Regions from separate parts of the Homo sapiens genome. Here region 1 is linked to region 2. A link is a contact called in ENCODE Hi-C or POLR2A ChIA-PET data. All regions are on one chromosome and are shown on one strand. Each heading gives the region's core, a stretch centred on a gene start or an enhancer-like site at or near the end of the contact. The rest is flanking DNA. Distances are from core to core; before and after follow the strand shown.

Evidence for each region. A loop is a pair of places that touch in the nucleus more often than their neighbours do. ChIA-PET counts read pairs that join two places held with the same protein, here RNA polymerase II (POLR2A). Pooled maps may share reads with other maps.
Region 1: a pooled map shows a loop between it and region 2 (2.2-fold over the local background). The contact joins the enhancer-like site here to the promoter of LINC00880 in region 2. A Hi-C loop is called at or near these places in 2 of 168 maps with a recorded cell type or tissue (A673 and chondrocyte) and 7 of 50 pooled maps. POLR2A ChIA-PET finds 5 or more read pairs at or near these places in 3 of 52 experiments (AG04449, GM12878 and activated T-cell).

Annotation. Positions count from the first base shown.
Region 1 is chr3:156,602,514-156,607,564 of GRCh38, forward strand. No RefSeq gene overlaps it. Among named protein-coding and RNA genes, the nearest start is that of SSR3, 50 kb to the left of the region's middle. Within about 2 kb of position 3,303, at least 24 of the 41 ENCODE cell types and tissues checked have a DNase peak (open chromatin) inside an H3K27ac peak, as active enhancers do; they include A673, where a contact is called at or near this core.
Region 2 is chr3:157,120,473-157,125,516 of GRCh38, forward strand. It overlaps LINC00880 (long intergenic non-protein coding RNA 880), which reads right to left and starts at 2,530. Exons shown (of 4, transcript NR_034007.1): 1 at 2,404-2,530.

The DNA.
Region 1 (5,051 bases), core at 2,053-4,552, 520 kb before region 2:
ATGTCAGAGCTACTTGATAGTCGTAAGCACACATTATGGTTCAAAAGCAACTCAGGGTTTCAAAGAAAACCACAGTCTACAGATGAGGTCAGAATTTCTTCAGGGTGTAAGTGGTGATTTGTCTCAGTCTCATGATTTTCATGTACTCATTTCCCAAATAACTCCAGTCTCAAAGAGCGCATCTGAAATGTTACACCTCTTGCAAGAAAGTACAGTACAGTGATTCCCTGTTCCAGGACATTATATGCTTTAGTGAGTCATTAACAGAATATTTCATTTTCCTACTAAGGTGTCAACTAAACTCATAATCCCTTCTAGGGTCAGCATGATTTCCTTCTAATTGATTTAGTACATACTTAAAGATTTCCTGATGTCCAGTTCTGGGAACATCACCATCCATGGGGTCATCATGAAAGTGGTCACAGTTGTCTTTAAAATCTGCAAACAGTTCTCAGAACAGTTAATGTGATGTTTATGCACATCTACCCCTAGAAAACCAAACTATTAATTTGCTTGTGCGGGAACACTTTGGGCTCATCTGTACAGTCATTTATTTTGGGGCAAGTTCATTCCTTGCCATGAGAATTTTAACTATTTATGTTATAGCTTTTGGACTTAGTTGTTGTCAGTTGGGATAATTGTATCCAGTAAACCTTTTTTTCTTCTCCCCATTTTTTTTTTAAAGTTTTCTTTTGTTATTATTGTTGTTGACTTTGAACATATGGTGAGGTTTTTTTTCTCTTTATATTTTACCAGCTAACTTATTTGATATATTACAAATAAGTAACACAAAGTACATAGTAATTTACTAAAGAAGAAAAAGTTAAGTCACATTGAGTTTCCTGGAGACAAAGAACACCCCTTTCTTTTCTCTCAGGCCATTTGGGATATAAAATTAGAACAAACCTAAGAACATGTTGGTATGTATCTTTGTGCTTTGGTTGCCAAGTACAAGAGGTGAAACATGTCTCCAATAAATAACTTTGGGGGTACACACTCGTGCTGGACAACCCGAAAATAAGCACCCTGTGCTGGAAAGAACAGAGTGCTCCCTTCAGTAATTTAAAAGCATCTTTTCCTGATTGTGGCTGCCCATACATGCTGGTAGTTCAGTTGGCAGGATCATTAAGTACTAAATGCTCCACAGGAGAGAACAAGCCCAAAGTGCTCCAGGAGTGCAAAAATGGGAATGCTCAGTGCAGACCTGAGAAGAGAGAGTCCAGAGGTGAGCCCAGAAGAGCCAACCACATTCTGGCAGGATGGGGAGCAGTCTGGCTAGCAGGGCCTCCCAGAAGTTAAGGGACACCAGGGCCACTTCCTTTTTTTTTAAGGGTCCTAGTATATTAAAAAATAAAAGCTGAAGAGGGTGTTAAGATTGTGGTATATTTTGGGTGTTTACAACAATTACAATTACAAATTGAATATATTTATATCCCACTGATATCTTTCCAGGGTTGTTCCACCTCATTGGAGATTACAACCAAAGTCCACATTTGAGGCTACCAGTGAATGGTAGGCCCCAGCTAAACACCTTCCTGGCCGCCACTGCCACACAGTTCACCACCAGTTTGGACCAAACAGTCCAACTGGCAAGGTACATGCTGTCCTTAGAGTTTCTTTCTTACCCTGTAACCTGGAAGGCCCATGTGCCAAGCAGGCCCTTAATAAGTACATGTTGAATAAATGAATAGACCAGTCTTGAAACATCAGCAAGACCATTCTCATCTTGTTCCGTTCCTAAAATGCTTCCCCTTCCCAGGTTGACTCCCCTCAACCACGTATCCTACTCACCCTTGAAGTTCTAGCCAAGCACCATGTTTTCTGTGAAGTCTGTCTGCTGCTGTTATTATACCTACTTTACTCTATATGCTCAAAAGTCCTCCTGTATTTACAGTTAGAACCATGTATAATAGTTTGGCACCCCCACTCCCACCCCAGCCTAGAAAACTCAAGTTCTTTACAGCCAAGGACTATGTCTTACTCTTCTTTTGGATCTATAGTGTAAGGCCTAAAGTTTTTTGTGCTGCCTTGACATCTTTGAGCTTCCTGGAGCCCCCAAAGACTAACTGTGAGTTCTGCTTTTGCCAGATAGGCCCTCCCCAGTGGAAAAGGCTCCTCATCTGGCTAGTTTCCCTATTAGCTAAATGAGCTGCACGCTACCTGGTCTTCAACCTAAGGGGTTCTACTTCCCTGCCAGCCTGTGAAATTATTCAAATAAGCCACTCATCCTCCAGTGGGAACCAGGGGTCACCCCAGCCTGTGTTGCTACAGAACTTGCCTCCCATAGGCCATGCTTGTCCACTCTACTCCTGAGTGCAACCCCAAGTGACGCTGCATGGTGTCCTGTGTCCTCCCCTAGGCTGTGAGCTTATGTGAGTCATAAACTGCCATCAATCTCATCTGTCCAGTGTTGGGTGCTGGATGTTCCACTATCTCATACTATTTAGGGTGGGGAATTCCTCTTTCAATAATGGAGTGAATAGAAGGTGATCAGAACAGTATCCCACACAGAGGTGTCACTCAATAAATTTGTGCTGATTGCATCATCTTCATTTGATGAAGTTCCTAGCCAAGTAGAAGACTGGAAATTAATTAAATATTTGCTGTAGATGACTATAGATTTTTCTACAAATAATCCATTTGAAACATATAGCAACAGCTTCTATTTGCATAATTATGCTTCAAGCAATCTTTTTCTTTACTGTTCACCATACTGTTAACCAATAAAAGCAAAACTGCCTAAGAGCAAATCTGTACTTAATTTCTGTACTACCGATCTGACATTTACATTGCAATTCTTAATAACTAATCGAGGTAAATTGTAACTGTGTCCAATCATGGAAATAAGATTCCAGTATCAGTCAACATTGGGTATAATCAAGAGACTAAAAACAACTGAAAGTGCATTAGAACTCAGACTTTCCCCCCACAATGACCTACTTAATGTATTTCATTGTCTCCCTTTATCTCACTTCTTTGTAAGCAAAATGGCAACACTTGGAGGCACTGAGAGACTTGTCCTAGAATCTGCAATTAGTTTTCTTATTAGTGTTTCAGGGAGAGTTTCATTCGCATTACTGTTATTTTATCACTTGGTTTCCAAGGTCCAAAAGGAAAAAAAAAAAAAAAAGGCCACGTATTTTCCCTTCTGGGGGCTCCTGCTTTTTATCTTAAAGCAGTGGGGGTGGGGGAACATGTACACCAGCAAGCAGTTCTCCTGTCCAGCTTCCAAGTCACACTCATTAGTAACGGGCCTCAGCCCCTCCCAGCACCCGGCCACTTCTCTCCTCTGCTGAGGGCTGGAGAGGGTGGGGACTGGGGCTCTGAGAGGGACCAGGGGATCAGGAAAGCTCAGATCCACGCCTTACCGCTCCTTGACCACACTGGAATGTGATGACTAGCTTTTTTCAGCCTGGGCTCTGCATGACAAAAGTTAGTGGAAAACGGTCATCAAACATTTCCAGCAAGCTTCAGACTTCTCCAAAGGACAGGGCCCTTCTCCAAAGACCGCCTGGCGCCTGGATTAGGCCGCTCCTAGCCTAGCCTCCCTGCTGCTCCTTTTCCCAGAGTGGTCGGTACACAGGACGTGCCGAACGTGCGATTATTAGAAGGCTATTACCAGAAGCAAGGGGATGTGCTCAGGGTGAGGCGCAGGCAAGGAAAAGACATTTCCAAACAACCCAAACAGCTTGCGACTGGGGACAAACCATTTCACCAGGGCGGTGGGGAGCCAGCCGGCCGGCCGGCCGGCCGACCCGGGGTGCGTGTGCCCAGAAGCTGTGCGGGCTCAGTGTGTAGACGCTCTGGCTGCGCAGCGCGCGTGCTCAAGTTCCAAAGCGCTGCACTCCACGGCGGCTGGAAAAGGTGGAAGAAGGACAAAATAAAACGAAATTTCCCCACACATCGCTAAAGGGAGGGGGCAGGCAGGGGGCCAAGCTCTGAAGAAAAGCTCTAAGAGATCTGTGGTGAACGGAGGAGAGACCCAGGGCAGAGGCTGGTGCTGTATTTGTGTCCAAAATTTGCCCGCTTTCCTGCTGTTTGCTGCTGGCTTGGTTGGCCAGAAAAAGTCCCCACAGTTTACCCCTAGATACGGAGGCCTTTCTCAGTACTCCACACACACACATTATCCGGATTTATTTAAATAAGAAAAAAAGTAGAGGGAAAAATATTTTTCATAAATATCTAGTACTAATAGTTTCATGTATAAACTGCCAGTAACTGCATATATACATACATGTATATGTTTTTAAACCAGAACATACCAGAGTTGTGTAATCTATTTTAAAAATAATTTTATTGTGGTAGAAAACTCAGAACTTAAAATTTACCATCTTAACCATTTTTCAGTGTATAGTTCAGGAGTGCTAAGCATATTTACATTGTTGTGCAACAGATCTCTAGGACTTCTCCATCTTGTAAAAGTGAAACCCCGTTCAACGCTAATTCGCTCTCCCCTCTGCCTTAGTAACTGCCTTTCAACTTTCTGTTTAATTTTGACTATTTTAGACTCTATATCTGAGTGGAATCATGCAGTATTTGTACTTTTGTGAATGTTTAGCATAATGTCCTCAAGTTTCATCCGTGTTGTAGCATGTGACAGAATTTCCTTCTCTCTTAAGGCAGCGTAATATTCCATTAGATGTATATACTTTTATACATTTTCTTCATCCATTCATCTGTTGGTAGACATTTGGGTTGCTTTCACCACTTGGCTATTTTGAATAATGCTGTGATAAACCTAGGTGTGCAAATATCTCCTCAAAATCCTGCTTTGAATTCTTTTGGATATATACCCAGAAGTGAGTATATATGCTGGATCATATGGCAATTCTATTTTTAATTTTTTGAGGAACTTCCATACCGTTTTTATAGTGGTTGAACCATTTTACATTCCCACCAACAGTGTGCAAGGATTCCAATTTCTCTGTATTCTTGCCAACATTTGTTATTTTCTGTTTTTCGGATATTGGCCATCCAAATAGGTATGAGGTGGTATGTAATTATGGTTTTGATTTATCTTTCTCTTATGATTAGTGATGTTGTGCATTCTC
Region 2 (5,044 bases), core at 1,280-3,779:
TCGACCCAGAACGGTCGCCGCCGCAAGGCGGGTGAACTTTCCCGCCCTATGCGCCTGTTTCCGCGGGCCAGGCCGTCCGCCCGCGCCGCGTGGCCTGCCTAGCTGCACCTTAGCCCCCATGCGCCGGGTAGGCCCGGGCCCCGCCGCCGCGCTCTGAGCCCGCGTGGGTCTCACAACCATGGCCCTCTTATCTGCTCCTGTGCTTCGGTGTTTGGTTTTCCCTGTTTGACAGACTGAACCTTGTACTTTCGCAAATAACAAGTGTTTGCTCAGCAATCCAAGCAGCACCGGCAAGATTGCAGGTGCTGCGGCGGGCATGAGAGGTCATGCATTCGGGATGCCAGGAGGTCCTGGAGTCAGGAGCCCTGCAGCCCCTTCAGGGATGCCAGTGGCTTGGGCTGAACCCCAGACTCTGCCCTCGAACTTGAAGGGAACTTGAAGCTTCTTTAGGCCAAGTTTTATTGAAGGGTGTCCTGGGACACAATTCAGTGACTAGTAAATTTTGGCCATCGGAAAGCTCTCTTTACCCTAAAGAAAGACGAATACACTTAATGACAATTATGATAATAATAAATTTAGAAAGGCAATGGTAATTCTTTTTTTCCTAACTTGTCTCACTCTACTTCTTTTAAATTCAAAACAGGTCCCCTTTTTGCTGTTGTTAAAAAGGATTTTTTAACTTCTGAAATTAAAGCAGAGTATTTCACTTTTGTTAAAAAATAGAACTTAATCCACAGTTGAGATTTTTGTTTTTCTAGACTTGAAAATCTGCTTGTAATTTGCACAAATGCCTTTCACTTCAAAACCTTTTATCCAAATAGAAGCACAAAGTTGTACTTGCCTTTCCTTCCACAGAAGGCGTTTCCAGTATCTTGCATACACAACAACTTGCTCAGGTTAAACATAGTTTCATTAAAGAGCTATTAAATGGTGCTCTTAAAGTTTATCTTTGCATTTTAAAAGGGGTATAGATGTTGCCAAAACAGCAAGGATAGCATGTAGGGTACTTTGCAGTTCTCTAAACTTTTTCCTCCCTGGAGTCACTGAAGTCCCTTCCTGGCTTAAGTCACTTTGGTACTCAATACAGTGTTTGTTTACATCATTTAGCATTATGCCCCTTAGCTTTACCCAGTGTCATTTTAAGAAATGATCGGGTGAAAAACAGCTTTAAATTATCTGTAAAATTGCCATAGATATTCATTATGTTGCTTCACATAAAAAATTCCTTGCAACTAATTTCCACTTGGACTTTAGTACTAGAATGAAGTTTGCCTATGTTTTCTTTTTTCAGTTAATGAAAGCTGTGGAATGCATGGGACTATTCTTTTTGCCTAGGAATCTCAGAACTTAATTTTGAGGATCCTCCTTAGCCTACATTTTCTGACATAGTTCTTACCCTACATCTCCCTTTCCCCCAACCACCATCAGATATTTCTTTCTCTAAGTTATTCATCCCATCTTTGTTTTAAGGTACCTATATATTCTTTTATGATTCCCTTTAAAAAATCGCAGAAGTAGGAAGATATAAAAATTAGTTATTCTAGACTTCCTCAAAATGTTCTTTCAATCTGCTTTTAAATGGCATATACAATCATTCTCGGCTTTGGCATTTGGTTCAGGTGACACCTGCAAGTTACCTTACCAAAGGCCTACCCAGAATTGTGTACAATCCCAGCAAACAAGGCTCTGCCCCTCTCAAGAGTACTCTCAAACAGCAATGCATATCTCATCTAATGCATTACTATTTTGTGAGTCACTAACAAGCTTCAGTACTTTGTTTTATTAGTAACAACTGACTCACAGCACACCTTGTAGCTGTGGAAGCCCCATCTGATACCCAGACCCCTGATGCAATGCAGCTGCTCTGAGATATGCCGGGAAACCACAGCTCAGGAATCAGTTCTTATTTTCCTTCAAGTAGCAGCACAGATTTCCTTACTTTCAACTGTCATGAGCTGAACTCATTTTTCAACGAAGCCTAACATCTGTGCTTCCTTCCATCCAGCAGGAAAACTTTATTTCCCCAGAACTTATTTCTTCAGTCAAAGGTGTCTGCCAGTTCTCAAGAGAGCTGTACTTACAAAGATGCCCAAGAAGCAACTGGGAAAAACTCTTTGGGGTTCTGAGGACCCTTAGAGGAAAAGCTGATGGAAAAGAGGAAGGGAGTGAATGTCTCCTGAACCCCGGCTCTGTGCTAGGCACTCCTTGGCAAATTTCTTTTAGCCTTACCAGCAGGCCTCTGATTTAGACACATTTATATGCATTTTCCCCATGAGAAAACAGGCTCAGAAGGGCTAAAGAGCTTGATCAAATTGCATCACTGTTGTCTTAGTCCATTTTGTCCTGCTATAACTGAATTCCAAAAACTAGGTAATTTATAAACAACAGAAATGTATTTCTCACAGTTCAGAAGGCTGGAAAGTTCAAGGTCATGGTGCTGGTAGGTTTGGTGTCCGGTAAAGGTTGTCTCCATTCATAGATGATGCCCTGGACACTGCATCCTCTGTAGGAGAGAAACACTGTTCTTCACATAGCAGAAGCATGAGGGAAGAGCTCTAATGACATGAACACCTCCCGTTAGGCCCCACCTCCCAACACTGTTGCCTTGGGAATTAAGTTCCAACATGAGTTTTGGAGGGGACAAAAATGTTTAAACCATAGCAACTTATTAAGTGGTGAATCCTGGATAATAGCCCAGTTGGCTGGATGATGGGGCCCATTCAGTGTTCACTATAGAAACTGCCCAGAGAGAGTGAGGCTGTTAATATGCTCCCTCAGACTGGTTACACAGAGTACCCTATAGTTCAGGCCACGTGCAGGGACTCTGAGGCTGCAGGGCCTGGGTTCAAATTCCAGCTCTGTTACTTGTGCATGACCTTGGACAAGTTACTTAATTTCATGGGATGCCTGTTTCATCACCTTTAAGATGGGGATAGTTGTTTGGAGCAAATTATTTAATCCTGGCACAATATAAGTATTCAACAACTGTTAGCTATCGTTATCCATTCATATCCCACTGTTATTTTATTGCAGGGTAAAAAAAATGATGCTTTCTTGCCCAAATGGTGGTGTTTTTATGTTGCCTATCATTTGGAAATCATTCACTTGGAATGGTAGACCTGGTAGTGGGGTCATCTTTGGAATCACCTAGACAGTTTTTTAAAATACTGATGCTTGTGTCCTACTCCTAGAGATTCTGATTCAGTTGGTCTCCTAGGCATGTAGGAGAAGGAAATTTTTAAATGCTATGAAATGCTCTTAGTGGTTCCCAAAGTCTATCCCTGGACCAGCAGGCTTAGTATCACCTAGGAGCTTGTTTGCTGGAAACACAAATTCCCAGGCCCCACCCCAGACCTAGTGAATCAGTTACTTTGGGAATACAGCCCAACAAAATAAGCCCTCTGCATCATTTGATGTCCATGAAAGTCTGAAAACCATTGCTCTAAGGGAAGGCAGTGCCCTGCAAGACTGCTTCATCCTAAACACAAGGCCCAAAGACTGATGCCAACCTACAGGGCTTATCTGTTCATTTACATGAGGCAATGTAGCTCTAGTATACTAGTCTCCCCTAGGGCCATAATATGCTGTGACTTTATCAGTGCATCCTCTCCTAGGCCCAAGGAAAGCCGGGTCCTCATCAGAAGTTTCTTTATTAAATGTTAAAAGATATCAGCTGTCCTTTGCCTTGGTTATGCTCCTTTTTCTCTGTTCCCACTATTCTGCCTATTTTCCCATAATCAACATAATCTTTCTCTGGTATTAATATACTTAAGGAGGTTTTAATTGATTTTTCCAGGCTATAGAGACACTCTGCACCTTCTAGGTGACTTTGTGTAACTCTGTTCTGATCCCTAATGTGAGGCTGTGGCACTCTCAGAGGGAGGGGTATTTCTTTTCCCCTCTTTCTTATAGAGGAACTCTCCATAGTGTCACATGCTTCAGCACCTGAGTCTTGCTCCTTGCTTCTGCTTCCTTATCCATCATTATTTTCTTTTGAAAATAAAGAAATTTTGCATTAAACATTTGCCTTCCATGTTTATCCAAATTATGTGGAACTTTTGATCAGAAGATGCTTCCCTAAGCTTACACAATCTATCTTTCATCTGATTAAAGAGAAACACTATTGTAGCTCCTAGTGGAACAAATGCCATCTCTATGTCTATGCATTTTAACTTCTCACAGAAAAAACACTGATGTTTTCCTCATTGGGTTGCATGTAACTACCCTCTAGGAAATCTAAACTAAAATTTTACAAATTCTTTTTATAATGTACTTATAAATAACTCCGCATCAGCTTTCAGCACTGAACAAGCAACAGAATCATCAAAACAAGGGCAAAAGAACAACAGCAGAGCATGAATGTGGGAGATGAAGCAGAAGAGAGATGATGTAAGTGAGTTAGCAAGGAGGGAAGGTAGGTTCTGAAATCTAGGCTAAGGAGAAGCTATGCAGGCAAGTGTTACACTCAGTCTTGGTGATCAAGGCAAAAAGGGAAACACAACAAATTCCACTGCCCTATAGCAGGCTGTTAAGGGGGGCTTTTCCTATTGCTGCAGAGTTTCAGTTGATTCCTCAAAACCAAAAACAAGGGGTGTTATGTGCCCACTACACATTTTATGCAGGGTTGCTAGATCATCAACACTGACCTTGCTAAGCAGTGACCCTGAGCCCATCACCTACCTCAGGGGTGTGCAGCAGAGGGGAGGAGGTGAATGAGGAGGACTAGAGAGGGGGAATTTATTTCAAGAGAGTTGTCAGTATGCTGAGAACATGAATCATCCACTTCAAGTGAAGAGAGCCACTCAGAGAAGGTAGGATGTCTCCCAGGAGGAGAGACTGACAGCTTGCTTCCTGGCTGGATTTTTCAGAGCCCTAGAAATGGTTCAGCCTTAAGCCATCACAGGACTGAGACAGAATGTGAGGAGAGCAAGGGCTGAAAAACAACCTATTGTGTACTATGTTCATTGCCTGGGTGACAGATTCATTCCTACTTCAAACCTCAGGAGTGTATCATACAATATACCTTTGTAACAAGGCCGGGCGC